Linked DNA regions of Homo sapiens: region 1 is linked to region 2. The links are chromatin loops, found by intact Hi-C in ENCODE. Cell type or tissue: OCI-LY7. All regions are shown on one strand. Each heading gives the region's core, and the rest is flanking DNA. Links, peaks and the distances in the headings are about the cores only. Region 1 has its middle 66 kb from the start of BALR6. Region 2 overlaps BALR6 (B-cell acute lymphoblastic leukemia associated long RNA 6).

What was found. A loop is a pair of places that touch in the nucleus more often than their neighbours do. Peaks named below come from ENCODE experiments on the same cell type or tissue, not always from the same donor. Only the 100,000 strongest peaks of a DNase experiment are listed, where the experiment ranks them.
Region 1: a loop joins it to region 2, with 3 times the contacts of the local background. A loop is called at or near these places in 2 of 110 quality-filtered maps.

What each region holds. Positions count from the first base shown.
Region 1 is chr3:17,888,687-17,904,117 of GRCh38, forward strand. No RefSeq gene overlaps it. Among named protein-coding and RNA genes, the nearest start is that of BALR6, 66 kb to the right of the region's middle. In OCI-LY7, for the core only: CTCF peaks have their summits at 5,931 and 6,137; a DNase peak (open chromatin) is centred at 5,955.
Region 2 is chr3:18,120,099-18,135,529 of GRCh38, forward strand. The region is part of intron 4 of BALR6 (B-cell acute lymphoblastic leukemia associated long RNA 6); the gene reads left to right. Among named protein-coding and RNA genes, the nearest start is that of BALR6, 170 kb to the left of the region's middle. RefSeq lists an enhancer at 7,772-8,647. In OCI-LY7, for the core only: CTCF peaks have their summits at 7,277 and 7,484; DNase peaks (open chromatin) are centred at 7,273 and 7,603; H3K4me3 peaks cover 1,707 bases; H3K27ac peaks cover 2,243 bases.

The DNA.
Region 1 (15,431 bases), core at 4,417-6,916, 230 kb before region 2:
TGTTAGTGTAAATTTTAGAGTTTACTGAGAAATAAGCTCTAAGAGAATATTCAACTTTGAAATTTTGAGAAAGGGAAGTAGCAGACATATGGACACGAAGATGAAAACATTTATTAAATTTAAACATTAAATGTAAGGGCAAAATGAACATTACTCTTTAATCTTATAAACTGCAAAATAAGATAAATCAAGTCCAGTAACTTCAAGTTGACAAAAAAGGCAGGTTTCCCTTCCTCCCCTTTCCTAGGACTCATCACATTAATATATATATATGGACCCAGCATCATCATTATGCATGTTTTCTGTTTCACCACTATGCTTTCTTTAGCATTAGCTCCATGATTGGATTTTGAAATATAGAGGCATTGATCACAAATTTTAAATTAAAAAAAACAAACAGTAGGTATGATGACATTTCCCATGTTTAAAGAGCTCTTGAACTTGCCACTTACTAATTTCTCAGGCACATTTAAAAGGCTTTCGGGTTAACTATAGCAAAGCCAAACACTACAGTTCTGTCCCATCCATCTTCAGAATACAGGAAACAGATCAATATTTGAGCTGCTCGAATCTATAAGCAAACCTTTCAAAGGAGCCTAGTACAAGGAAGAACAATTCTTTAATTAGTCTCATAACATTTTTGAAACCGATTTTGATATAAGTATTCACTATATATAATTTTTTTGGTTTTTATTAATGGTTTGTGATAGGGTAAGTGTACAGATTTGTGCCTTACTAAGAAAAGTCCAATTGAACGTATTTTGTTTAAATTAATAAAGAACTGTAGGGAGAATTGGGGGTTGAAGGATTAGGTAATAAATAAGAGAAACAGATGCAGATGAAATACTATTTCCTTCGTGTTGTGTATTTCAGGGAATCTTTAATTCACCTGAATATGGCCATGAGTTATGCTTAGAGTATTGTATTAGAATTCCTAGTAGAAAGGGATTTAAATATACATGTAAAGTTAAATATGGTTAGACAGTAAAATATTGATTGCTTACCACAAACAATGCAGCAGAGTATCTAACACTTGTTTTCCTTGTGGAACATAATAAGGTAATTAATTTATCTCTAGCTGAGTTTTATTTGAGAAATTTTCTTGTATGTGAAACAGATTTAATGTATTTTGTGTGTGTCTCAAATAGCTATTTGTGCTATAATAACCATGTGCAGTTTGTGGCGGCACTTTAATAATCATCACCTTAAAAATCGTGATACTTTCTTCTTTTAAATAGTAAAATACAAGGCTCAGTAGTAAAATAGCACTCTGGATATAAAAGCTAATGACTAATAGGAGAGTTCTGACCCTCTGAATTGCGTTTACTGTTCACCAATGATTATGTCATTAGGAATGAATTAGATAGTCAATGAGGTGAATCTTCAAATCAAAGCTGCCACTTTGAAATTTTCAATAATCTGTTCACTTGTAGGATTAGAATAGTATTTAACGACCATTAGTGTTCTATTGCTGGGGTTATGTGGCCATGAAAAACAGTTTTCTTATGGTATCATTTTTTTTCTCTCTCTCTCACTTTTTTTCTTTTAGAGTAACCATACTTTTTAAACCTTGAGTTCTCTGATTATTTACTCTTGATGTGAACAGCCAGGCAGAACCGAAATAACATGCTATTTACTATATGGAAAAATCACAGGACAGCAAAGAGTGGTGGGTTCAAGCAGAGGTCAGAGGACTGTCCTAAAAAGTGAATGTTCCAGAATGTTGATGGCTGATGATTCTTGTTTCTGCCTCTCATTCGTTTGTTTCTGCACACTGTTTTTACTATCTCAATAACATAAAGAAACATTATGACTATCAATGTTTTTTGTCTACTGGGAAAATTCATTTATGATTTTTAGATCTAATTTTGTGTACTCTCTTTTTATTGCAAAAACATTACTTTAGGTCTTTTGTGGGTACTCAACCATTTGTACAGACTAGAATAATAGCTACAAGAGTGGCTGCCATTTATTGCACGTTTGCTATGTCCTAGATCAGCGGTCTCCAACATTTTTGGCACCAGGGACAAGTTCTGTGAAGACAATTTTTCCACAGACAGGGTGGGCTCAGGGTGAGAGTTTGGGGATGAAACTGTTCCACCTCAGATAATCAAGCATTAGTTAGATTCTCATCAGGAGCGGAGCGTGCAGCCTAGATCCCTCTCATGTGCAGTTCACAATAGGGTTCACTCTCCTATGAGAATCTAATGCCAATGCTGATCTGACAGGAGGCAGAGCTCAGGCAGTAATGCTCGCTTGCCCTCGGCTCACCTAGTGCTGTGCATCCAGGTTCCTAACAGGCCTAGGACTGGTTCTGGTCTGAGGTTCCAGGGCTGGGGACCCGTGTCCTAGATGACATGCTAGAGACATGTTCTGCATCATCCTATGTAGTTCTTACTTTTCATCTAAAAGCAAGGGATTATCATTTCCTCTTTACGGATGAAAAAATTCAAATTTATATGGTTAGTTGATGATCAAGTTGATTACCTGAAATTTGAATGCAAGTCCCACCAGTATGTAATCTACACAAGGGCAGGCATTTTTGTATTTTGTTTGCTGATGTATCTATCTATAGCACACAGAATAATATCTGGCACCTCTTAATTGCTCCGCAAATATGTGTTGAATGAATAGATGAAGATATATTTAGTTCCAAAGTCCATGTTCTTTTACTACACAGCATTACTTAGTTACCCTTCCCCCCAGTACTGGAACCTTATGATAAGAGAATATTTTACATTAAGATTAAACTTCAGAATCTCTAAAGCATTCAGCAGAACAGCAGATTATCCAAAAAATAACATCTGTCATTTTCTCTTTGGTTCATGGGATGATAGAAGTTCAGAATTCATTGTAAGGGTACAAAGGAATACACACACACACACGTCGTTAATGTATGTCAGCAGGTTACTTTTTTTGACAATAAAATCACTTACCCCTACAGAACATGCCTGAAGCATGGCTCAGACTACTTAAAAATCATGACTAAGCATCATGAGTGTCCTGATAAACACATCCAATTCTGGCCTCCTAGCCTGGAATAAGAGGCATAGCTATCTTTCATGTGGCCTTTAATCCTAGGCAAACCTGTGCTTCTCCTCTTGTGGAAGTCTGCACAGGCAGTCCTGGATGCAGGACAGCGTCATGAGGCAGAGAGACTTAGTAGATAATGTATTGTCTTATGGTCTCTATATACCAAGGAGATACACACAGGCAGGCCTTCTTTGATGGATATTCTGGATACCCAGGTTGTTTTGTTTACCCAGCATCTATTCCACTTTCTTCTGGTAACATCACCCTAAGATTCCTTTGGTGAACCATTTCTTGCCAGGCCCATCCTCCATCCCTTATTTCATCTCTTCTGGCTACACAAATTGTTTCGGGAATGGGTGGGTAATCCAAATTGGTTCAATTCAAGTCAGGTCTGGGACTTTTGCTAGACCTTTGGGAAGTTGGGCTCTTTCTTCTGGGGCTTCTGAACTGATAGACTGTTAGTTTGAAGCGGTCAGAGACTGCCATAGAAAAGGATCTTGACTGAGAATGAAGCTAACACAGAGGAAAATAAGAGGCCTGGTAATAATATTTACATTACAAAGCTTAATCTACCTTTGAATTTTTAAGATACATGAACTACTACATGTCCTTATTTGCTTAAGTCTCCGGGTAGGTTCCTATCCCTTGTAATGGCTTAGCATATAATAGCTGAGAGTCTTCATATTTTGATGTAGACTTCCTTTCTTGCTTGTCTTCCTTTTGTTTGTTAAATTTCCCTGAATCATCACCAAAACACATTGTAACTTTGAAAAACTCTTTCCCTTGGGAACCGTCATTTGATCCATATAGTGGCTATGTGATGGTGGTTCAAGTGATACTGGGCACCAAGTAATTGAACAAGAATTTCCTAAATGTGTTTGGTGGAATACTAAAGTGAGACTTCTTTTTCAAAATTTTGTTTTTATTTTCTATTTTTAACATTTTTGTGGGTACATAGTAGGTGTATACATTTATGGGGTACATGAAGTGTTTTGATACAGACCTGTAATGTGAAATAAGCACATTATAGGGAATGGAGTATCCCCTCAAGCATTTGCCCTTTGAGTTACAAACAATCCAACTACACTCTTTAAGTTATTTTAAAATTTATAATTATGTTATTATTGACTATAGTCACCCTATCCCTATCGTACTATAAAATAGTAGGTCTTCTTCATTCTTACCATGTTTTTATACTCACTAACCATCCCCATCTCCTCCCCAGCCGCAGCCGCCGGCCAACCCCACTATCATTCCCAGCCTCTGGTAACCATCCTTCTGCTCTCTATGTCCATGAATTCAATTGTTTTTATTTTTAGCTCCTATTTGTTTTCTGGTTTATCTTTCTTCCTTCTTTCCTTCCTGTTTTCCCCTAGTGAAGGTGATTTTTCTCTGGCGATATGATTCAGCTTCTTGGTTTTTATTTTTTGTGCATTCATTGTATGTTTTTTGGTTTGAGGTTACCATGAGGCTTGCAAATACTATCTTATAACCCATATTTTAACCTGATAACAACTTAACACTATTTGCATAAACAAAGAAATAAACAAGCAAAAGGAAAACTAACAAAAACTCTATGCTTTAACTTTACTCCCTCACTTTTCAACTTTTTATTGTTTCTACTTATATCTTTTTGTACTGGCTATGTCTGGAAAAGTTGTTGTAGTTATTATTTTTGATTGTTTCATCATTCAGTCTTTCTACTTAGGATAAGAGTAGTTTACACACCACAGTTATAGTGTTATAATATTCTGTATTTTTCTCTGTATTTACCATTACCCGTGAGTTTTGTACTTTCAGGTGATTACTTATTGCTTATTGATATCATTTTCTTTCTGATTAAAGTTCTCCCTTTAGCATATCTTGTAGGACAGGCTTGGCATTGATGAAATCCCTCAGCTTTTGTTTGTCTGGGGAAGTCTTTAATTCTCCTTCAAGTTTGAAGGATATTTTCACCTGATACACTATTCTAGGGTAAAAGTTATTTTCCTGCAGCACTTTAAATATGTCATGCCTCTCTCTCCTGGCCTGTAAGTTTTCCACTGAAAAGTCTGCTGCCAGATGTACTGGAGCTCCATTGTATGTTATTTATTTATTTTCTCTTTCTGCTTTTAGGTTCCTTTCTTTATTCTTGAACTTTGGGAATTGTATTATTAAGTGTCTTGAAGTAGTCTCCTTTGCATTAAATTTGCTTGCTGTTCTATAACTTTCTTGTACTTGGATATTGATCTCTTCCTCTTGGTTTGAGAAGTTCTCTGTTGTTATTCCTTTGAATAAACTTTCTATCCCTATCTTGTTCTCTACCTCCTCTTTAAGGCCAATAAATCTTAGATTTGCCCTCTTGAGTCTATTTTCTAGATCCTGTAGGCATGCTTCATTGTGTTTTATTCTTTTTTTGTCTCCTCTGACTGTGTATTTTAAAATAGCCTGTATTCAAGCTTACTAATTCTTTCTTCTGCGTGATTAATTCTGCTATTAAAGGATTCTGATGCATTCTTTACTATGCCAATTGCATTTTTCAGCTCTAGAATTTCTACTTGATTCTTTTTAATTATTTCCATTTCTTTGTTAAACGTATCTAATATGAATCTGAATTCTTTCTCTGTGTTACCTTGAATTTCATTGAGTTTCCTTATGACAGCTATTTGAATTTTCTGTCTGAAAGTTCACATATCCCTGTTTCTCCAGGATTGTTCCCTGGTGACTTATTTAGTGCATTTCATGAGGCCATGTTTTCCTAAATGGTGTTGATGCTAGTAGATGTTCTTTTGTGTTTGGGTATTGAAGAGTTTGGTATTTATTGTAGTCTTTACTGTCTGGGCTTATTTATAGCTGTCTTTCTTGTGAAGGCTGTCTAGATATTTGAAATGACTTGTGTGTTGTGGTCTAAGCTGTGCTTTAGGGGGCGCCCCAAGCCCAGTAACACTGTGGTTTTTGCAGACTTGAGGTACTGTCTTGTTAGTCTTGGACAAGATCTGAGAGATCTGCATTACCAGGCAGAGACTCTTGTTCTCTTTCCTTGCTTTCTTCCAAACATACAGGGTCTCTCTTTCTGTTCTGAGCTAGCTAAAGGTGGAGGTGAAGTGACACAAGCACCCCTGTGGCCACCAATACTATGACTACACTGGGTCAGACCTGAAGCCAGCACAGGACTAGGTCTCACCCAAGGCCTGCTGTAGCCACTCCATGACAACTGCCTATATTCACTTATGGCCCTGGGGCTCTACAGTCAGCAGGTGGCAAAGTCAACCAGGCCTGTGTCCTTCCTTTCATGGTGGCAATGACCCCCAGTCCCTGGGTGGGTCCAGAACTGCCTTCTGGGAGTCAGGGACAAGAGCTAAATTCCTTAGAAGTTTATCTGGTATTCTATTGTATTGTGGCTGAGCTGGCACGAAAACTACAAGATGCATTCCTTCCCACTCTTCCCTCCCCTTTCCATAGGCAAAGGAGCCTCACCCTGTAGCTACTGCCACCCCAAGCCATGAGGAGTAATGCCAGACTACTGCTGATGTTCCTTTAAGGCCCAAGGTCTCTTAAGTCAGCTTGTCATGAATGCTGTCTGGCTCATTACTCACCCTTTAGGGCAGTAGACTCCCCTCTGGCCAATGGGAGGTCAAGGAATGTCATCCAAGAGCCATGTCCTGGAATTGGGGACCCCAGGAGCCCACTTGTGTTCTACCCCACTGTGGCTGTGCTGTTACCTAAGGTGCAAGACAAAATCCCATTTACTTTTTCCTCTGCTTTTCTCAAGCAGATGAAGTTTTGCCCCACAGCCACCACATTTGGTATAGTGCTGAAGCCAGCAAGTCTCAGAGGCTCACCCAAGGCCCTCAATGTAGTACCTGGGTATTGTTGCTGGTTGTTCAGGGACCAAGGACTCTTCAGTTAGCAGGTGATGAATGCTGCCAGGATTGGGTCCTTTCCTTCAAGGCAATGGGTTCTCTTCTGGCCCAGAGTTTGTTTAGAAATGTCATCTGGGAGCTAGGGCCTGGAATGGGGGCCTCAGACTCTGACTGGTGCCTTGTCCTGCTGTGGCTGAGCTGGTATCTTAGATGCAAGACAAAGTCCTCCCTACTCTTCCCTCTCCTCTCCTCAAGTGGAAAGAAGAGGTCTCTTTTGGAGCCTTGAGCTGTACAGCTTGGGATTAGGGGAGGGGTGATACCGGCACTCCCTTGGCTGCCCTAGCTGGTGTCTCCGTATGTCATGTACCCCCTCAGTCCACTTCCTCTGGGCCTAGTTCAGCACTAGGACTAACCCAAGAGTTTCAGTCTTTATGGCCTAGAGAGCCTTTCAAATTTGCTTGGAGACACAGTGTTGCAGCCGTCTGTGGCGAGGTTTGCAGGCACTCAAGTTCGGACTGCTGGGATGGCAATTCCTTCTGGCTAGAGTTAATTTAAATGCTTTGTCTGTGGGTGGGTGTCAGCTGGGTTTGGTCCAGTTTTTCTTTCTGCTCTAACAGGACAAAACTGAGTTAAGTGCCTCACAATTGCTGTGTTCTCTCTTCCCCAGCACCCAGAGAAACTCTCCCCACTACTCCTCTGCTGCCAGGCTTGGGAAGGGATGGCACTGGCGATTCAGGACTGTTTTTTCTATCTCTTTAGTGGCTCTCTCTTTCAGTGATATGAAGTTAGAACCAGGTACTGCCAGTGCTCACCTGATTTTTGTTTTTAGTGAAGGTGCTTTTTCTGTGTAGGCAGTTGTTAACTTGGCGTTCTTGTGGGAGGAATGATCGGTTGAGGTTTCTAGTCTGCCATCTTGCTTTGCCTTCCTCTAAATTGGGATTTCTAAACAGCTACCATGAGAACAAAGTCAAATATGTTTGAGAAATACTAGGTTAAACAAATTTAAACAGATTTATTTTCTTCAAATATTTGTTCATTTAAACTAAGAAGAACTAAGAATTTCCATGAGGGGCATAAAAAAGTTTTAAAAATGTAGTTTTCCAAACAATTTAATCATTGAGCCTCTTTTTTTTTTTTTTCCTCTCTCTTAGTTTCCCTTTTGGGATTTAACTTTGGAGAACACATTTTGGGAAATATCATGAGTTATGTTTGCTGAGGAAATTTTAAATTAGGTTCTCCAGGAAGGGTCCTGGCATCCATGTTCCAGGGCAATGGATTGTTGTTGTTGATGGTTTCTTCCTCCAAGCCGGAAGCAACTTTAAACCAAAGAGAGTTTAAAAACAAACCTCTTTCACTGGCCCATAACTGAGCCTATTGACTTTACCTGCACAAGAAAACACAGATAGAATCAGACAGAGGAAGAGAGAGAGAGAAAGAGAGTTCAAGAATTGGAGGCTGATATCTGGTTTAGAATTTTGAGGTTATCACACAATGCTAATTTCAAGCATCCCCTTTTGTTTTGTTATACAGTATGTAGAAATCTAGAATGAATGAGCTTCTATAATCTGATAATGAGTCAAGATTTTAATGGCTAGTCTTCCAACACCCTGCTTATTTTAATGGAATTTTGGGTAATCAAGGCTTATTTTTGCTCAGTTGTGCTACATGTTAGAAAAGGGCAGTGATACTCTTACTTTTCAGATGAAGAAACTGATGCTTAGAAAGTTAGGGATTTGCTGAGGTTACACACAGAGTGAATGGTGGAGTGAGTACTTGAACTTTTCTCTATTGCCCATGGATGTTATCCTTGGCCATACTTCTCAAAAAGGGGTGTAGTTATTGTACAATGAGGCTATAAAATATTTCCAAAATCATTTCATGTGATGGGTTACTAGGAGTATCATGAATGTAATGTTACTGTGTAGTAGTTACTAATAAAATAGAATAATATTGTATGGAGATTTTCTTGCATAGGCAAGAATACCATTCTCTGCTAAGTTAGAAAACTTTTTTTTTATTATACTTTAAGTTTTAGGGTACATGTGCACAACGTGCAGGTTTGTTACATATGTATACATGTGCCATGTTGGTGTGTTGCACCCATTAACTCGTCATTTAACATTAGGTATATCTCCTCATGCTATCCCTCCCCACTCCCCCCACCCCACAACAGGCCCTGGTGTGTGTGATGTTCCCCTTCCTGTGTCCATGAGTTCTCATTGTTCAATTCCCACCTATGAGTGAGAACATGCAGTGTTTGGTTTTTTGTCCTTGCGATAGTTTGCTGAGAATGATGGTTTCCAGCTTCATCCACGTCCCTACAAAGAACATGAACTCATCATTTTTTATGGCTGCATAGTATTCCATGGTGTATATGTGCCACATTTTCTTAATCCAGTATATCACTGTTGGACATTTGGGTTGGTTCCAAGTCTTTGCTATTGTGAATAGTGCCGCAATAAACATACGTGTGCATGTGTCTTTATAGCAGCATGTTTTATAATCCTTTGGGTATATACCCAGTAATGGGATGGCTGGGTCAAATGGTATTTCTAGTCTAGATCCCTGAGGAATCACCACACTGACTTCCACAACGGTTGAGCTAGTTTACAGTCCTACCAACAGTACAAAAGTGTTCCTATTTTCCACATCCTCTCCAGCACCTGTTGTTTCCTGACTTTTTAATGATCTCCATTCTAACTGGTGTGAGATGGTATCTCATTGTGGTTTTGATTTGCATTTCTCTGATGGCCAGTGATGATGAGCATTTTTTCATGTGTCTTCTGGCTGCATAAATGTCTTCTTTTGAGACATGTCTGTTCATATCCTTTGCCCACTTTTTGATGGGGTTGTTTGTTTTCTTCTTGTAAATTTGTTTGAGTTCATTGTAGATTCTGGATATTAGCCCTTTGTCAGATGAGTAGATTGCAAAAATTTTCTCCCATTCTGTAGGTTGCCTGTTCACTCTGATGGTAGTTTCTTTTGCTGTGCAGAAGCTCTTTAGTTTAATTAGATCCCATTTGTCAACTTTGGCTTTTGTTGCCATTGCTTTTGGTGTTTTAGACATGAAATCCTTGCCCATGCCTATGTCCTGAATGGTATTGCCTAGGTTTTCTTCTAGGGTTTTTACAGTTTTAGGTCTAACATTTAAGTCTTTAATCCATCTTGAATTAATTTTTGTATAAGGTGTAAGGAAGGGATCCAGTTTCAGCTTTCTACATATGGCTAACCAATTTTCCCAGCACCATTTACTTTTATTCAGTCTATAACATTTGTAAATGAAAAAATGAATTAACAAGACATTTAAGATTGGTTCTCTATTGTTTTCAGAGCATGTGCTCAAATAACTTATTTCCTGAATATATGTTTTGAGAAAATGACCTGTCAAAACAAAGTCTGATTTTTTTTGTTATCTCCCTTCAAAACATACATTTTTACTAAAATAAAATACATCCAATTAATGTTATTTAGAGTAAAAGACATGCAATTAAGTTTACATTTCAAAGTTAACTTCTGTGAAGGGCAGAGAGTGCACATTAAAAATGTCCTTGATTCTAGTCTACATAGTTTATTCTTTGGTAATAAAAAATACTTGGTTTAAAATGAAATTGTGTGAGAATTCAAATTTTACTTGACTAAAACAGTTGATTGTACTTCTGTTGTTAAATGACATTCAAAATTGAACCAAGTAGATCCTAAATGCACAAAGACCATGCTATATTTTTTCCCTTTATAATTCATTGATTTTCAAAGTCATTGGAGCATATTTTTGTTTGTTTTTAAAAAATGTCTGCCATCTGACACAGCCTTTGCTGAGTATTGAGAAACATGCTTACTTGCTCTTTGTTTTGTTTTAGGAGGTGGATTCTTTCCTGTTAGCCTGGTTTATCTGCATCTGCAGTAATTAGTTGGATGGTGAATTAAATAAGTTACACCTGAGTTAGTTGAGAGCTTTAATCTGCCTGCATGAGTAGGAAAATTCTAAGCTTTTACTGAACTGAAAAGTCAATTCATTGGCAAGATAGAGGGTGACAATGGTAGCAGCTAATGAGCTTCTGTTGGAAGAGATTGAATAATTATTTAAAAATTCATTCATTGGCTGATTCAGCTGTCAGGACACGGCATCATCACACATATGGCCTGGCCGCCTGGGCCTCTGTATGCTGAGGTTACTATGACACTTTCAGGAGAGTTCGCTCTCCAAAGCATCAACAACCACATTTTGACAATAGGAGTAAATGTGTGATGGACCTGTGTTTCTTAACCAAACTGAAATTCTGTATTTGGCTAACAGTATCTTGTATTGAGAAAAAAAATGGCTGTTCCATCTTCTGTTTGTTTTTAAAAGCCAGCAACAAGCTCTTGGCATCAATATTCGTAGTGGGTTTTCAAACACTCGGCAAAAAACATCAATAGCATCTGCTCACACCCCATCACCCTATCCCACATTCATTTGGTGGATAGCTCTAACTAGCTGGATGGTTAAATTCTGCACCTTTCTGCATTTAAACTTAGCACTGTGGACTAACTCCAACATAGTTAGAAAGTTGCTTCAAAACAGTTGCATTTTGGCTTCCACCTTTCTCACTCATGAGGCCCAGGCCACTTGACTAAATAGCTGAGCCAGAAACTGTGGACTCCAGTCCTAGCCCCACTCTTCGATTGACCATAACAATCCTTGGATACAGAGGCAAAAGACCAAGATTTAAATCATGGTTGTATATTGGCTAGCTTTGAGCTTTTGGTCAAGTTCCCTAATTTTAGTCTTAATTTTCCTTATTTATAAAGATGGGGATCATATTTCTGTTCATCCCATCCCACAAGGTAACCAGCCCAATTTGGGAGGATCTTTCATTGTTACTTATAATATTATATTTAAATAAGTGTATACTTGCTACCTTCTGGTCACAGAATGTCTTCTGGAGAATGTCTATCTTCATACCATATGACAGATCTTTGCATATTTGTGGGCTACTATCATGTAACTGTCAAGCCAACTGTTAAGGCAATGGAGATAAGCCACTGCCATTCAGCCTTATTTGCTGTCGTCATGGCATAGTTTCCTAAACCTTTATCCTCCTGGTTTTCTCAATGTACCTGTTAAGATATGGCATTCAAAACTGAACACAGAACTCAAGTTGAGGGTCTTATATGTGTGCTTAATATGTCCTTATTCTGGAGATCTCAGAATGCAGTCCTAAGATTGCCTTAGCTATTTTTGGTAGCTAGATCTACTAATCTCATATTGAAATTTTAGTCCACAAAACCCATAGTTCTCTTTTACATCAACTTCACAGGCCTTCATATCTGCCTTCCTGTATTTAATAATAGTGATGTGACAGCTTTTATCAAGCACTTACAATATGCAAGGCATTATGCTGAATGATTTGCATACATTAACTGTTTATCTCTTAAAATTAAGTTTTAGTGCAAATTTTATTATTTTCTCTAATTTACAGATGAGAAAACTGAGGCTTACAGAAAAAGAAATATGATTTTCTTGTGTAGAGCTTGTATGGTGCAATCCTGCTAAGTTCACTTATTAATTATAGAAACTTTTTATTTTTTATTTTTTAAAAAAGTTTCTTGGAATTTTCTATATAGACAATTATGTTGTTGGTGAATGGGATACTTTTATCTCTTTCTTTCCAAACTGTATACCTTTAATTTCTTTTTCTTACCTTATTGCATTGGCTAGGACCTCCAGGACAATGTTGAGTAGGAGTGGTGAGAATTGACATCCTTGTCATGTTTCTTACCTTAGGTGGAAACCAGTCTTTCATTGTTGAGTATGATATTAGCTATAGATTTTCTTGTAGATGACCTTTATAATTTTGAGGAACCTCCCTTCCCTTGGAACTGCCCTTTCTGGCTTGATAAGACATTGTTTTTAAAATCATGAATGGGAACTGAATGCATTGGCATGCACCTTTAAGCCCCAGATACTTGGGAGGCTGAGGCAGGAGGATTGCTTGAGCCTAGGAATTCAAGACCAGCCTGGGCAACATAGCAATACCCTGTATGAATGTGCCAGGGATGGTGGCTCATGCCTGTAATCCCAGCACTTTGGTAGGCCGAGGAGGACAGATCTCTGGAGCTCAAGACTTCAAGACCAGCCTGGGCAACATAGCAATACTTCATCTTTAGAAAAGATGAGGGGAGAGGAGAGGAGGGAGACAAGGAGGAAGAAGAGCTATAGCATACAGGTTTGAAAATGACTTCCCACATGTTACCTCATTTTATTCCCACAATGGCCCTGCAAGGTAGAAAGTACATGTATAATTAACCTTTTTAAACAGATGAGTTAATTTTGGCTCAGTGAGATTAGATGACATGGCCAAGGTCACATAACTAGTAAGAGACTAGTATAATTTCCAAACCTTCTGCTCCAAAGATCAGTTTTTCTTAAAATAACACTTTGCTGCCTCTAGTAAAATTGAATTATCTGTAGTTCTTCTAGAGCTTGAGAGATAAAAGCCAGTGACTAATCTTTTAAAAAAAATTCATTCTTCCATCCTGCAAGTAAAGCAGGCACTCTAACAACACTAGACAATGCAGTAGTATTTCCTGCCTGCAAGGGATTTATTGTATAGAAAGAGAGAAGTGAAACAGATATAGCACTGTTATTCAAGACGCTAGGTCAAAAGAGACATGAGAGAGTCAAAGAAAGTGCAATTGAATTTAGTAAGCTGTTTTTCTGTGTGATTTCAGGTACTAACAACTGTGTCAATGCATTTTTTTCTTTTACATATAGTGAAAATAATATGATTTCTGGAGGTCAGGGTGAATGTTGGTAGATGTTACAAAAATAAAAACATACTCAAATGCAATCTTTTGGTTTGGCAAGAAGGCCAGGTCATGGGATTTAAAATTCTATTAGTTTCAAGAAGAGCGACCAGTGAGTTGGACAGCCAACAGATGCCTATAAACAGATAATCTATAGAGAACAGCATAGGCATTTATCAAAGCCACTGCCAGTAGATTAGTTGGGACTTTGGGCTATTTGCAGAAATCAGACATAGGTGAGTATTTGTTTCTTTGTCTCTAGTCAGAGACTGCAATGATTCCTTGTGACTTTTTCTGCCATCTTTGAGATCCTCCAAATCTATATTTCTATCTTTCCTCTGTTCACTACCAGATAAGAGGACATCTTCACTTGGATGTCTATTGTATTTTGACATTATCCAAACAAAATCCATCATTTTTTCCCCATCACCCCAAGTCCCCAACTCAGTTTCTCTGATAATTATATTCTCTTTCAAGATGAAAAGTCTGAAGAAAGAGTATCAGCTCAAATCAGAAGCATCTGAGATGTGAAAATTAGATGTGTTTACTGAGGTAGTGTTAGAATTTAGGAGAGCAGGCTTAGTGGTAGGTGTGGGGAATATGTTCAGGGGTTTGGATCTGTTATTCAGAGTATCTGATGTTACATAGTTTATTCATACATTAATTCATTTGTTTATTAGTATTTGGGTCCACCATGTGCCAAGTTCTGGGTTAGGGACTGAGAAATGGTGGTGAATAAGATAGTTATCACCACTGTTGATTAGAGCTCAGTCTTTGTCAGGAAGATGGCATCAGGGAGGCCCAGCAGGAGGTAAGGTGGATTTCTTGACACTGGTTGGGTTGTGATATTGAAGAGTCTGGGGGATCATGCATGGCCGTAACATACTGATGTCAACTGGAACTTTGGTCTAACTTTCTGGTTCCGTGGGAATGGTTCCTATTTAAACCAAGCAAGGGTCTTATGTCTAAAGTGCTGGTTCCAGGCGGGGAATGTGGCCCAGGAGAAGCAAGATAGGGTTCATATTATTAAAATCTGGTGAAGAGGAAGGGATGCAATATTTAATACAAGGCTGAACCCTGATCCTACTACAGAGGTACAAAGTTAGGGCAGGCTCTAGCAGCAAAGTTGACTCCATACAGAGTTACTTGAGTCACCCAAGTAAATACATCTTAAACTTCCCTAGGAATGAGGCTCAGGGGATGTGCAGGAGATACAAGACTGAAAAATGATCTTATCTAGGGACCTGAGAGGATGTGGGGATCATAGACAGCAGTTTCCATGATACCATTTCCTTGGTTGCCAATGTATGAAAAATATAAATGCAAATATTAAAAATTTTTATTTTTAAAATATTCCTTACACATATAAACAATTGGATAAATGAACTTATAGCAAGCACACTTCATTCCTTCCTCCCTCCCTCTCTCCTTTGTTTCCTTCCTTCCTCTTTGTCCTCCTCCTCTCCTATTCTCTTCTCCAAAACATAACCCACAATAACAACCTACCATGTATCCTTCCTTATTTTTTTCTGGGCTATCTTTACACAAATACATATAGCAATATACATGTATGAATACACACACTCATAATTTTCAGTCATTTATAAAATATTTGCATCTTGATTTCTTATTCAATATTAATTTGTGGAAATCTTTCTAAGTCAGTAGAAAACCCTGATTTATTTTTATTAATGGCAATATGATAGTCAATAATTTGGATGTATGGTCTTCTCTGTGGCTGTATCTGGCAGAAATTCCTATGTAATTGGC
Region 2 (15,431 bases), core at 6,078-8,577:
CCAATAGCATCCTTCAGTTATTATTATAACAGAAACCTTCTAATGTATTTCCAAACACCCTCTAAGGCGGTGCCTTAGGTTGAGAACTTCCTCCAGCCCCGTAGTTTTATCAGTGAGGAAACTGAGGTTCTGAGGATTAGCAGAGCCAAACTTTGACCCTGACTTTCTAACCCTATACCCCGCTATAGCATAAGTGCCATGAGAGCAAACATTTTTTGTTTGTTTTGTTCACTGCTGCACTTGGTACAGTTTTTGTCACATGGGAAACAATAAATATATGTTGAGGGAATTAATGAAGAATGAGCACATGGGTCACTATACACTCTAGGATAACACATCTAAGATCCAACAAAGGCAAAATGATTGACTACTGATCTCCAAGGCCCTAAAAGTAATTAGCTTTCAGGTAATCAAAAAACTAAGGTCCATTATCAGAGATGAAGACGCCACAGAGTAAATGGGATTCTTCAAGGCAGTCCGACATTGTCACAGAAACTTGAATTCCAAATTAAATGCAGCACCTCTATTGATTTGAGATGTACAATATTTCCATTAGAATAATAATACCACCACTAAGATTTTGAATTTATGTACATATTTATGGAGTGAGCTGTCTATTAATGGATTATAATGATGATGTCTCTGCTACAAAAAAGTCCAAGCCTGGCGCCACAAACTATCCCACTGTATTGGAACTTTGCCACAGGTACAGCACCCAACATACTCTTATGTATTGGGAATTGCTAATTTTGTGAATTGTTCTTTTTAAAGCGTGTTTTATTTATTCATTTCCCCAATCAAAAGCATATATAAAGATTGTTCCATGCTTTTAAGTTCACTCAAGATCATTTTTATGTTTCCTGAGAGAGTATGCAATAGTTTTACACAGAGCTAGCTAAAGAAAATAACTCAGGAAAAGTGTTTTGGAACATGTTGGACTATCATAGCATCCTTTGTTCTATAGTATCATATTTTAGTAACACACTGGTATTTGGAATCTCACTGTTTTGCTGTTTTGAAGCTAGGTGTACTGTTTTAATATGATGATGCTTCCTATCATCATATTCACACTTGCCATCTGGATGAGGCCAGTGAAGCTTACAGAAGCAAAGAGCCATTGATGGTCTAGGAACCTGTGGTTTAGTGGTAAATATCTGAGCTTCAGTAACCAAGACATAGAAGATACTGGGTTACCCATTCTTTGTTGTGATATTTGCGAGCAGAGTTTATTTGTATTGTTCTTTTAAGTGGCTTAAAATATCTTTTTGTTCCCATATTCATACCATTTTATTGATAAAACCCCAGTTCGTATCTTTATTTTTCAGTCTGAGAAACTGAAATATAGTGTATTAGTCAGGATAGTGTAGGTTTTGTTGTGGTAACAAATACCTCCAAAATCTCCCTTAATTAACATACCAAAAGTTTATTTCTCACTTATGTTACATGTACCCTATGAGAGAGCTGGGGCCTCTCCTTCACACAGAACTTGGAGACCTATACTACCAATATATCGCCTGAAATATATGGCCTTCTCAGTGACGGGGGCAGAGGAAGAGACATTTGGAGGGTCATGCTCATCTCTTTTGCTAGAAGTGACCACGCCACACTTTCCACAACACACTGGCCAAAAACAGTCGTACAGGACCTTCAGCATGACAAAGAGCTGGTGGAATGCCATCTTCCTGTGTGCCTGGAAGACGAGAACCAGACTTGGGAAAGTACCAGACCTCTCTAGCACAGGTATTAAAAATGAATACTGTGACCTTCTGGAAGGACAATTCTAGAAGGTTCTGGAATGAATTTTACAATCAATAAGTCCAGATTCTAGTATTGTGTAGACTGCAAGGGATAAAACATATGTGATTGAAACATTTGAAATATATTTTCCTCTTGTAAGACATGTAAGTCCAAATGAAATACACATATACATATGTAGTGGGTTTGTAAATTTAACCAGATGTACAGCAAAGAAAAATTTCTTTTTTTGTAATAATGTAGTCTTTTACATCCCCTGCTCATTGGAAGGCAGGAAAAATATTAACTAAATATCTAGGAACCTGTGGTTTAGCGGCAAATATCTGAGCTGCAGTGATGAAGACATAGAAGATACTGGGTTACCCATTCTTTCTTGTAATTTGCCTTAAAGCTTTCACTGCTGCAATAATTTTATCAGTTTCTTTAAAATTATTATTTTTTTCCAAATATCCTCTCTATCTGATAGCATCCAGCTGAACAGGGTGGAGGGATGTGAGACTTACTACACACCCTCCTAATACTGAGAGGAAGAAGCTTTGTGCTTCAGGCTGCTGTTGGGTGTGTTGAGGCTGTAGTTCATTGATGTCTGAGGTCATGACTCATGTTCACAGACCGCTGAATGTCCTGTTGGCCTCTGATATTGGAATCTGCTGCACCATGGTCCTCTCTTTGACTTGTACAGTGCTCATGATGGTGAGCCATACCTGACTTGGTCTCACCTAGGATCACCTTTAACCCCTCTGAGCTCTGGCTGAGAGCTGCTCTTGGTAGTTGTTGTAGTTTGAACATTTGTGTCCCCAAACCGCCTGTTGAAATTTGATCCAAATGTTTGAGGTGGGAGTATAATGGGAGGCGTTTGTGTCATGGAGGTGGACCCTTAATGAATATATTAATCTGCACCTTGGCTGTGGGGGTGAGTGAGTTCTTGCACTATTAGTTTCCCAGGAGAACTGGTTGTTTAAAAAGAGCCTGGCACCTCCACCCCTCTCCCTTCCTCTTGCTTCCTCAACCTTCCTCTTGCTTCCTCTCCCACCATGTAGTCTCTACACAGGCCAGTGCCCCTTCACCTTCTGCCATGAGTGGAAGCAACCTGAGCCCTCACCAGAAGCAGAGACTGGCACCATGCTTCTTATGCAGCCTACAGAACTGTGAGCCAAATAAACCTATTTTCTTTAAAAATTACCCAGACTCAGGTTTTCCTTTAGAGCAACACAAAACGTAGTGAGACAGTGGTCCACTCCACAGCTCATACTACAGTCACTTCACCTAGTTATGATGACTTCCTTGGGAAAACATGGTAGCTACTTCTGGGTCTCATGTATACAGCACAGGTTTGGGAAGGATAAATGTCAGATCTTCCTTTTTCACATGGCTTGTTGCCTCTTTTACTTGGATGTGGTTGTATTCCACATTAGTGAAAATAATCTGCAAAGTGGCCTACTCTTTGAACACTAATTAGAGAGTTTGTTAGAGGTGAGGGGCATAAGGAGAAGAGCCTCTTTCTGCCTTCAGTACTATTCCCAGTTGTCTAACAATCCACTCCCTTTCCAGGTAGTCTGTAGAGACTAAATCAGGGAGTGTCTTCTCATCTGACTCCTGAGGACAAGCGTTTTCTCTTATTCTCGTCTGAACTTCCCTCCAGCCTACCAAGTCTGGCTTTCAATATGCTAAATTTGGACAATTTTTCTTAATATAAGAGACTAGCTTGCAGGATTATTGTCTTGCCACAAAATCTTATACAGTGTATTTGAATGTCAGAAACTGAAAATTACCTTATTTCCTTTTCATATTCCATGTTCAGCCTTTCTAATCTTCTCCCTAGGAAGACAGATGTCCCAAGTCAATAGAAATGAAGGACCTGTACTTGAAAATACAAAAGAGAAAGTGCATTAATTATTCTCAATGATTCAGCATTGTAACACATACATATGTGCAAATAAGAGAAAATGAATATACTTTTGGATGGAGACTAGTGTTTCATTTACTCGGTATTCCCATAGACTTTAGAATATGTACTGGAGCTTAGAAGTTGACTTTGTATTTGTGCTTTACTTTACTTACCCAATAAACATTTTCAAATAACCAATTATAAGCCAGGCCCTTGCCATAAAAAGAGTCCATTTCCTTTTGGAGGGCTCAAAATCTATTGGTAGAGAAACTGAATAGGTAAGTAGTAACTCTCACACAAAAAAGGCATGAAAAGAGGTATATAGGTGGCACCATATGAGCAGAGAAAAAACATGTAATTCAACCTTTGATGTCAGGGAAGTGGTCCAGAGAATATCACATTTTAGATGAGTCTTAGTGGATGTCTTCTTTAAGAGGAAAGGGATGGGATAGGTTGGGAGTCATTCTAGGCTTAGGGAGAGCATGTGCAAAGGTAACAAAGATATGTCACTTTTATATTTCTATATGGCTGGAGTACATGGTACACTGGGTACACACTGGGATGCTTTCCATAGTGGTGGTGGACGAGGAAGAAACTGTAAGTGAGCCCAAGGCCAGATCTAAACTGGCTTGCTCAACATGGGAAACAAGTTTAGCTTCATCTCAAGTGATATATGTGGCAGTGAACATTTTTAATCAGAGTGATAATATGCTTAGATAATCGTATTTGAATTTAAGAAAGGTCAGTGTGGAGGATGCATTGGAGGAGGTGGGGCCGGAAGCTGGAAGACCAGTTAAGGGGCTATTCAGTTAAAGCAGATGTGGTAGTTATTCATGCTGTGCAACCACAAATATTTCTAGCTTTCTTTCTTTTGGGCACATGGCATGATTGCTCTGCTCCCTGCGAGGCTGGGTGTAGCTGTGTGACTCGCTTTAGCTAATGAAATGTTAGCTGAGGTGTCATGTGTCATTTCTGGGTGGAAATTTTAAGAGCCAGTGCATGATTCATCTTGTTTTTTTGCTCCTAACTTGGTGATAATGGAGCTTCCATTAGGAACTTAGCCAGGGTCCCTGAGTGGTTATGATAAACAGAGCTCCAGGTGATGCATGCTGGATATGTCGTATACATAAGAAATTTGTGTTAAGCCACGGAGATTTTGGGGTTATTTGTTATCACTGCATGACTTAGACTATTCTGACCACCAGGTCAGGGGAAACAGGGGCCTGAAATAATAGCATGGCAGCAAAAAGGGAGAGGAGTGACAAGTTCAAGAGATGTTAAGGTGGTAGAAGAGACAGAGTTTAGTAAAAGACTAAATATGGGGGAGAGAGAGAGGAGAGCCTAAGATGACCATATTTCTGATCAGTAGGACCATGCCTATCTGTTCATGCACATTACTTTTTTCTTCCCCATTGAATCTAAGCTTTTTGAGAAAACCTTTTATAACTCTTGTGTACTATTTTTTATACTCATTCTCCACTCTTTGTCTCCCCCTCCAACTCTTAGACAGAATTAATTACACTCTTATCTGTTTCAATTGCTTTTGATGCACAACTTGACTATAGCATATCTTACAAGTCAAAGATATTGACAGTATTTCTGATGATGGTGACCATTTCTCCAGGATTTCTAAAAGCAGTGACCTTCTATAAACATTGATTAACAATTTTTTAATTGTCTTTTTAACATTTCACTCCTCACGGTTATTTCTGTTAGCCCTGCAGAAAAAAATAAGTGGAACTACAAATAGAACTATTATCTTCTCTCTTTAAAACGTTTTTAAAAACAATTTTGATCAAATTTTTGCTCAAACCATTGCATAGAAGGGGAATTTAGGATTATTTATAAATGTAACTTGCCCATGATGTCCCTCTCTCATTATCATGTGTAACGAAAAGTTGGCAGGATTTACTTTCTTTCTTAGAAAATTGAGCATCCAAAGGAAGAATAAAATTCTGCAAGAGGAATTCATTTAAAACACTTTTAAGTGAAAAAAATGCTAACAAAGATATAGTGTAGAATCCAATTCACGATTTTAAAAAGCACATGGCTCTTTCAGGCAATGTCAAAGCTCTTTCTGTAGCATATTTTTAAGAATCACAGAGGAAAGATTCGTGATTCTCAAATATGGGCTTTGATGTCTCCTTTCCATTCAGCCCTTGAGCTATTATTAAGAGTGTTTCCCAGAGGACCACTGAGGAGGTGGGCCAGTGGAAACCAACACCCCACCTCCACCTTTGCCTCATTGGAGCTATTGGGTCTCTTCTAATTTAGGATTGGAGCTGAGGAAAAGTGGAAATTATTTCTTACATTTAAGGGCTCAGCTTACCGCTGAAATTGCTTTTCATTTAATTCAAGCAGCAACTGATAGCACAGAACACTTAAACAAAATTAAACAGAAATCTTTCACATTTTGAGAGGCACTTATGTGTGCTTTGTGTGTTTTCTTTCCTCCCCTTCTTCTCCCTCTTTCCCTCCCTCCTTCCCTCCCTTCATTCCTTCCTTCCTCCCCTCCTTCCTTCCTTGTTTCCTTTTTCCCCTCTTGCCACTTAAATAGAATTTTCCCAGAGAAAAAAAGCAGAATAGCTTTCATAGATTTCCTGTATTTCCTTTGGCACTTGGAGTTATGGGAGAGAGGGTGATTGATATTACCGAGGGTTGGAGCTCAGCTTCCCCCTCTGTTTACTGCTGTTCCTTCTCGCACCTTAAACTACCTCCTATGTATTTTAGACAGGTCAAGTCATTAACAAACATTAGTAGAATTCTGGATAGAAGTAATTGTATTTAACTTGTAAAATTTATACCTTTGTATGTTGTATGTCTGTGGGTCTGAGCAATCACACACATCTTTAAAAAGAGAGAGAGCTAGAGAGAAATAAAATCATCACACCATAATGGGAAACAAAATTTCTGAGCAGAATGGACTGTCAGATCAAACTCCTCCTAAAGCAAACAATAATTGCCTTAATTTTTGTGGATAGTACAGTTGGCTAAAATAAGCTAACCAGATTTGTGAACTGAACATCATCGAAGATTTTTGTGATGCAGGCAGCAGGGTTGTTGAAGTATTGCCAGTGAGTAGAAGTGGTTTTGTGGCCACTGGGCCCCTTGCCCACCTTTCTGGGGCCTAATGGTGCAGATGTGAGGCATGAAGGAGTCCGGGCCATTGGAACGGCAACAGGGTGGAGGGGAAACAGACCAGGAGAGCTGGAGCATCTCACTGCCCAGATTGTTTGCAGCAGACAGCAAGAAAGTCCATTAAAAAGATGGTACTGGCCTGATATATCTGGGGCATCTAGTTGCCTTAGGCTAAAAGTACTCTCAACGTATTTTACTGCTTCTCCAAAGCAAACAATTGTTTAATTAGTAAAAATAAAAAAGCTACTTAGAGGAGGAAAGATTGAGGGACGTATTTTCGACTTAAGTAATACTGAATTAAAAATGGTCTCTCTCATCCTGTCTGCTGACATTCATTTTTTAGCAGAAAAGTGAAGACACATTGTAGGATGCCCAGAATTGCTGAATCCATCCTTCAGAATTGCATTCACAGTCAGCCTCTTAGAGAAAGCCGTGTTGGAGCTCTAGCTCTTCACCAACGAAGGCAAATGTAGAGCTACAGCAGGACCTACTGGCTGCCTTCTGAAAGGCCTGAAACAGGTAGTGCTTTTCTTAGGCACAACCTGGGGGCTTGTGTGGTGCTGATGCCAGTGGAAGGAGGGCAAGAGGGGTCCTAAGAAAGAGGAATGTAACTGGGAAAAGAAGAGTGAGAACTACTGAGGGATAAATAATTTAGAACCTTTCCAAAGGAAGCAGTAAATAACAACTTCTTAATGTTTTCTATGGAAGAAAAAAGAGCAACACTTAACATCTGTACATATCGGGTTTTTTTTTTTTGAAAGAGAAAGCTTTACAAAGAGTAATCATTGAAATGGAAAAAGCAGAAGTGGTTTGCCTAGTGAACTGGGGAATGGCAGAGGGCTAGGGTCTGTACTCACCAGGGTGTGTGTGTGTGTGTGTGTGTTTGTGTGTGTGTGTGTGTGTGTGTGTGTGAATCTTGATGTGCATTGAAAAATATAATAGAAATTGGTAATGGTTTCCTCCATCTTACTTTCTGACATAGTTCCTGGGGGCTGGGGAGCATATCCCCTCTTCATGAACATCAGGAAAAAAAATAGAGGAAACAAAATATAGGGCAGCAGACTTTGCTTATCAAACAACTAGCTTCCCTCTTTTGAAGTACAAACTGAAGCCCATGAACTTGGGCCAGTACTGGCGTATGGCCTTCCCTTTTAGTATTTTGTGTGTGTGTGTGTGTGTGTGTGTGGCATGCGTGTGTGTCATTTACAAATGCAAAGATAACAGCAAGTTCTTAGTTGGCACCAAATGGGGGACCGTTAAGTATGAGAAATGATGTCGATTTATCATTATATTATGCCTCTGACAGCGAAACACACCTGTACTTTTTATGTAATTTATTGACTGGTTATAGATGCTGTGCGAGAGAGGAAAAAATTAGCGCAGCTTTAATTACTCATGCTGCTGGTTAAAATATTAATGGGGCACAGAGTGTTGCATGCTCATTTCTGTTGATTTTTAATTAGCAGTAATTCATTTTGCACAAAGCATGTTGATGCCTTTGCCGGAGACATTAGCGAAGAAGCTGAATAAAGATGTTTTTGAGAGAGCTACTGTGCATACAGAATAAAGAGTGCCTGCTTCCTGTCTTGTCTGATAAAAGTTGGGCAAAGTGGGAGACAGATGATGAAACCAAACAATACCAAAGAATCACGGTATATAGTTTAAGTCTCAGGCCTGATCCAATTTGGAGTTTTCCTAAAACCTTCATTTTTGCACACTTTTTGCCCCAGAGGCCGTTATGTGGGTTATTTTGTTTGATTCCAGAAGACTGAAACAAAATCTGAAACACAGACTTCCTTTACCCCTTTTTTCAGTGAATGTCATGATGATATTTTGCTTAATGGAGAAAAATAGGCTGGCATGTGGGTTTTGTATGTGATCTCCTTGACAGGGCTGTAGGGGTTGGGTGAGTTGTTGACCCCTGAGGAGGAAGAGGACAGAGCATTTCAGGTAACTTCTTTTACCTGATAGATACAGGGAAGCCATGGATTTTCTATAATGTGGTGGATAGCTTTCCTTCATGTATCACATTCTAAAATTATTGTTGTGTATAAAGAGACTTCTAACCATGAGCCTCATTCTGTGAAGAATATAGTGAGGTCATTTTTGGCATAGGGAAAGTGGGAGACAAAAATTCAGCTGAGGACATAGTAAAACATGTTTTCTGGATTCTGCACACATTCAGAAATTGTTTCCTTGTCATTTTCCCCTCTTCCTCAGCCTCTCGCTTTGGTTCCAAAGCGGTCCCAGGGTAAATGCCCAAATAAATTCCCTCAGATTCCACTTGCTTTCAGCACCCCACCCGAGTGCATTTTCTGAGGCTTCCAGCCTGCAGAGTCTCAGTCAGCAACATCCTGTTCTAGGATCAGAAGCATGGATTTAGAAGGAAGCAGTGAGGTGATCTAATCCAACCTTCCTTCCAAGCTGGAGTCCCCTTTACAACATCTCCAATAAGCAACATTGATACCCACTTTCACCAGCTACTCCTGTTGAACATGGATGGGGAGAGTTCAGGGGAAAGTGAAAATAAGACACTGTCTCCCCCATATCTTTCAGCTTTAAAGAAATATTTACGGGCAATCCCATTCTTCAGCAGTACCGATTTTCTTCCTGGAACATACCAGGGATGCCAGGAGGAAAGGTGAACTTGGCCTCTTGGATCATTTGTCTTCACTGTACTATTGATCTTCACTAGGCTACTGGGTTTTCTATCACTCCTTTTAAAAAGTTCTTTTTGGCTTCTATATTTCTATTTTTCAGACTTCTATCCAACATCCTCAATCCAATAGGGTGGAAATTTAGGGCACTTTTATCACAACCCTTCTTGAATAAAGCTTTTGAAATGGTAACCTTTTCAGACAGCGTGGTAGAAAAAAGTTAATCTATCTAGAAGCCATATAAAAAGAAAACCAGAAAGGTGTTGGACATTTGGAAGATGACAAAAATATCCTTACTTTTGTAGAATACTCACAGAAATGAATGTCAGAAATTTCACAATTTAAGAAGCTCTTGCAAGGTGTGGCAGAAAGGAGTAAAGGAAAGTGAAAACAGAGTTCCGTGCACCTAGTTTACTAGAAATGGAAGTTTGGGAAGCTTTTGGTCACCTGCTACATAGACACACAACTGAGTCAGTTCTTCCCGTGGAGCGGGAGCTCTCTGAAGGCCAAGCCTGGGTCTTCATGTTAATTTCTGTTGACCATGAAACTCTTTATGCACGGGCATCATTTGTAACTTTGCAGAACACTTCTCGGAGCAGACAGGGACCTGAAGCTAACTGAGTTCTTTTTTTCTTGCTTTTTTCTTTTCTTTTTTTTTTGTCACTTAATCAGTGCTTAATAAGTTCTTGTACAATAAGATTAAATATTTTTAAAATACAGAAAACTATAGAGAAACACAAGTTAAATATCAATGTATTATCACGTAGAACTAACATATTCCAGTATTCTTTTTTTTGCTTCAATCTTTTTCATTTTTCATGAAAGAATGAAGACAATCCAGATTCAGTTAAGTCTTTCTAAAATATATTCTGACATTGTTATCTTCTTTCTCAATCTCAAAGGCAGCCACAATCATGGGTGCTATGTTTATTATTCACATACATTTGTTATATTTAAATTAGACATGTATATATTTTTCTCATATATAGTATTTTACATATGCATGAAACTGCAATTTGTATTTTTCACTCCACATTATGCTTTTCAGAGATTTAGCCATATTCATACACATAATGTAAATTATTTTAATTGCCATATAGTACTTCATTATATACAAACACAGCAACTTAATTCGCTCACACTTTAATGATGGACATTTTAGATTTCTTTTTTTTTCTTTTTAGAAACAATGATGTGATGAACTTTTTGTTCTGTACATGTGCAATACAGTTTTTAAAAAGAATTTATAGCCAGAAGTGGAATTGCTGGATTGTGCTAGTCATTGCTAGACTACTCTCCAAAGTGGCTCAATAGATTTATATGCCCATTGGTAGTTTATGATAGTTTGTACTTTTCCACAATCTGCTCAACACCTGATAATGTCAGACTTAAAAATTTTGCCAACAGATAGATAAAGTGGACAAATCATTTAGTGAGATTGAATATCTTCTCCTATGTTTTGTGAATCATTTAGATTTCTTATCGTGTGAATTTCCTATTAATATTCTCTGCACATTTTTTCACTGGGAGTACTTGGCTTTTTCTGATTGATTTGGAAGAATTCTTTGTATATTTTGAATACTGATCCTTTTCCATATATTTAGATTCCGTGTGTGTGTGTGTGTTTATATATGTGTGTGTGACAGTCTATGGCTTTTCTTTTGTTAGTTTTGTATGTGGTAATTTTACTGAACAGAATTTAGAATTTTCATGCAGCCAAATATATGAATCTTTTCCTTTATGATTTTATAAATTTTGCATTTTGTTTAGGAGATAATGTCCTAACATAACATTCTAACTAAATTCTCCCATATTTCCTTCTAAATGTTGATGTTTTATTTTCCATCCTTAAGTTTTTATTCTATTTATAATTTGTTGTTTATCTCTTTCAATATATATATGCACATGGAGCTATTTACTCCAAGGTATACTCCAGTAACTGGATGAGTCTGTCAGAATGGAATCTGATGCATATTAAAGGCTGCATTTAAAACCAGAGTCACCTCTAACCCTTAGACAGGACCAATTGAGAGTTCCCTCAGAGTCTGCTGCCCCCTCCCACTATTTGGTCAAGGGTGCATTCACACTTGTCCTTTAGATATATTTTATTGTCACATGACTGTATCAATATTCTATTCTCTTTTCTGCCAAGAAATTTCTCTATTTCTCTGTAGATTTGGGGATACAGTAGATATAAGGCAGCAAATTTATAATCAGACTCCACTCAATGGCCCTCAAGACCCAAAAGCCGATGGACATACAGGTGAAGAATTGACACATTGCCTCCCACCAATAAAGGCTGAACTCCCAGACCAGCCAGAATGTCCAGCTGTGTAGTTAATGGAGACTAAACATGTCTTTTCTGTTGATGCTTTTGTCTGATAAAATTTCTCTGTAAATATGGAGTGACTTTCACCTATATTCCTTTCAGAGGGCTATATTTGGTGATGAATTCACTGTCCTGTAAAAATATGTATACATTTACCCAGCCAGATAAGAAGGAAAGGAAAAGAAGGCACTGGTATTTGTTGATAGCTAAACATTTGAGGCTTCAAATACATTTCCTTGGATAAAGTGTACATTATAGAGAAACTTTTAGTTGGTAGCTGAATCCTTTATCTATTACTGTGTAACAAATCACCCCAAAAGTCAGTGGCTAAAACACCATTTATTGTTTCTAATGGGTCCATATTTTAGCTGAGCAGTTCAGCTAATCTGTGCCAGGTTTGGCTGAGTGTGTCTGGACTTGCTTATGGGTCTGTGGTCAGATGGTGGGTTAGGTAGAAGCTTCATAGTCTAAGAAAACCTTAGCTAGGAAGGCTAGGATCTGCTTTACAGGATCTCTCATCATCTGATAAACAATCCTGGTATTGATCACATGGCAAAAGCAGAGGTCCAAAGAATGAGTGAGTGAAAGCATGCAAAGGCTCTTGAGGCCTAGGCTTGGAATTGGCACCCTGTCACTTCTTCCCCCATTCATTCTTTCACCAAAGCAAATCTCAAGCCCAGTCCCCATTCAAAGGTAGGGAAATCAACTCTAATACTTGATGGAATGATTTGCAAAGTCACGTTGTGAAGGGTGTGAATACAGGGAAGTTATTAATTGGGCTGTCAATTAATCTACCACAGTAATTATCACAGATGCCCTACAATGTTGCTTACTACCCAGGTTGCCTGGTCGGAAACTTTGGGCCAATGTTCACTAAGATGAGCATCCATTTATTGACCACATTAAGTGCATATGAGATAGATAGATAAGCAAACGTATGATAAGTGTTATGAGGCAAAAGTTCACAGGCTAAATAATCATCTAAAAAAAAGACTTGACCTAGGCTGAGAGGTCAGGAAATCCTTTATTGAGGATATAACGTGGCATTGAACTCTGAAGGCTGAATAGGAGAAAAGGCCCAGGCATGTACAAGGCACCAAAGCAGGTAGGAATATGGCCCTTTGGAAGAGCAGAAAAGAGGCAAGTGTGGTTGAAGCAGGAAATTGCAGGGATGCAGTAAAGATAACCTGCCCCTATTTTGCAGGCCTTCATGTTTAGGCCATGTTAAAGATGGGAGTTTTTAATCCTCAGAAAAATGAGAAAGTTTAAAGGCCTTTAAGAGAGAACCCAGATCAAATTTCCATATTCATAGAATATCCCTGACTGCTAAAGGGAGAATGCATGCAAGGGCCTCAAGGGAAGATAAGGAGTGATAAATTAGAAAGATATTTCAGATGAAATGTGAAAGAGGCTTAAATGAAAGTTGTCACAGTGGAAATCAAGAAGGGAAAGGCCCTAGTAATATTTTAAGAATGAAATTAATGGATAATGAGAAATAGACTTGTTTATGGCCTCTGCAACTATGTAAATGGACGTGTTATTGACTGAGTTCAGAAATATGAGAGAAGGTTCAAGATGAGGGGAAAGACCATGAGTTTGGCTTAGTGTAAGTGCCTTTGAGACATCCAAGTGAAGACTGGAAGATATCTGAGCTGGAGATGTACCTCAGGGAGTCATAGGTATATAGAGAGTAATAGAAGCCATGGACATCAATAGCTCCCTGAGGAAGAGAGTTGATAGTAAGAAGGCAGGAAGCTCCAGGATCAAGCCTTGAGAAACTCTGAAATTGAAAGCTGGGTAGAAGAGGATGAGAATATACTAAGGAGAAGTATCTAGATAGGTAGGAGGAAAGTCAAGAGAGTGTGGTCTTATGGATGCCAGGGGAACAACAGTCCATGCTGTTGACTATTACTGAGTGATCAAGGAATTTGAGAGTGAAACAGCCCATTGGTTGTAGTGACGTGGAGGTCATGGCCAACTTCATTGAGAATAGTATAGGTGCCGAGCAGTGGGGCGTATGAATAGAGAAAATTAACAAACAGACCCTTCTAAATGCCACACTGGTAGTTTGCTTCAGAGGATTCACCTCTGAAAATTCAATGGAAGTCTTGAGATGTTATAATTCCCCTGTTTACTTTGTCTGCCATCTTCCTCTACAGTTTGGTGAAACAAATTCATAGGATTTTAAATTTGGCCCCTTCATATTAGTGTGCATGGGAAGAAAAGACTAGGAAACTTTTAGCAAGAATGTGAGAGAAAGGATGTTCACCTTTGTGTATCTATTCTCTTGGTAATACCTGGAATTATGTTATTTCCTATATCTACTCAAGCTTACGTTAAGTACTCATTAATATTTGTAAGTAGTAAGGTAAGTATTCCATTAATGTTGTCTGTTAGTAATTTAGGACCTCAGACTCCTCAGAATCTTTTGTTGCTCTCCCGGTGCACTCCTTCAGATCTCAGTGTTATTCTAAGTGCAGTCATCTGGTTCTACAGAAGTATTCACACAATAATTAAAAGGAAGGAAAAGCTATTGTCCTGTTAATATTAATGTATAATTCTGGTGTCTTGCTTTATGTCCAAAGCTATAATTGTATACCAGAAGACCCTCTTTCTACTTTTGCTTTTCGGTTCTTCTCTTTGCATGGAGATAAATTCTTATCAAGGCTTTTGCCTTTCCCACTTTGAGTCATTTCTCTATGTAGTACAGCAACATCTTTTCTCAATGATTCATCTTTGTATTTCACATATGCAGTATTTCCTCATGTATCCTATGATTTAAAAATATGTCCCAATTGTTGCTAATTGTTTTTTTTGGAAAAATTACCACTGCTAAGAACAGTGACAGTGAGAAACAATAAGTGGTCTCTATTTACTAGGTAGATTTTTACAAATGCTTTAGTAAATGGCCTGAGAATACTTCATAAGGAACAACCCTCTAAGAAGGAAATATATTTTTATTTAAATCTCTTACTAATACTCAGGGTGTTTCATTTTTCCTCCCAACTTTCTTCCTTGTCTTGGTGACCTCATCATCAGTCACATGTCACCAAACTGAAGAAATTAAATCTGCACCTTGGTGGCAATACTGATCCCACCACATTGACAGACAGTTCTTTTGTCCTTTGGCCGTGGGGAAGTCCTATTAAGCCATCAAAGCTCACAGCTGGCATGTGGGCTGGTTGAAGAGGAAAGAACAAGACAGAGCTTTTATTTTTTTTAGATGGGATTCCCTTTCCTTGTTACTTTCTCCATTTTCATTCATGGGAAATGGTATGCCTCGTCGAAGAAAATGCTCTAAATATAAGAGAAGAAAGTAGAATAAAATGAGTCACTGGGAGATCAGGGATTTCTGTCTGGGAATATTTATCTTTTTAAGGCTGTCAGAGTGCATGTTTCTGCTTGTTGTTAGAATCCTGATCATTGGTCACATGGCTTCTGTTTTATTAATAGTGGGCTGTACTTTTCTGGAGGATAGATTGGCTTCTAATAGCTGCTTAAATCCATGTGGAAACTAAGCAAAGCAGGGAAGAAGGAGCAGCAGTCTGTAGTTACAGGCTTCCGTGGGTAGCAGAGTGATTGAATAGAACAGCGCTGCCATAAACTGATGAAGTGAGGGCCAGCTGCTGGCCGTTGCCTGCCCTGCACCAGGTCTGTGGCCATA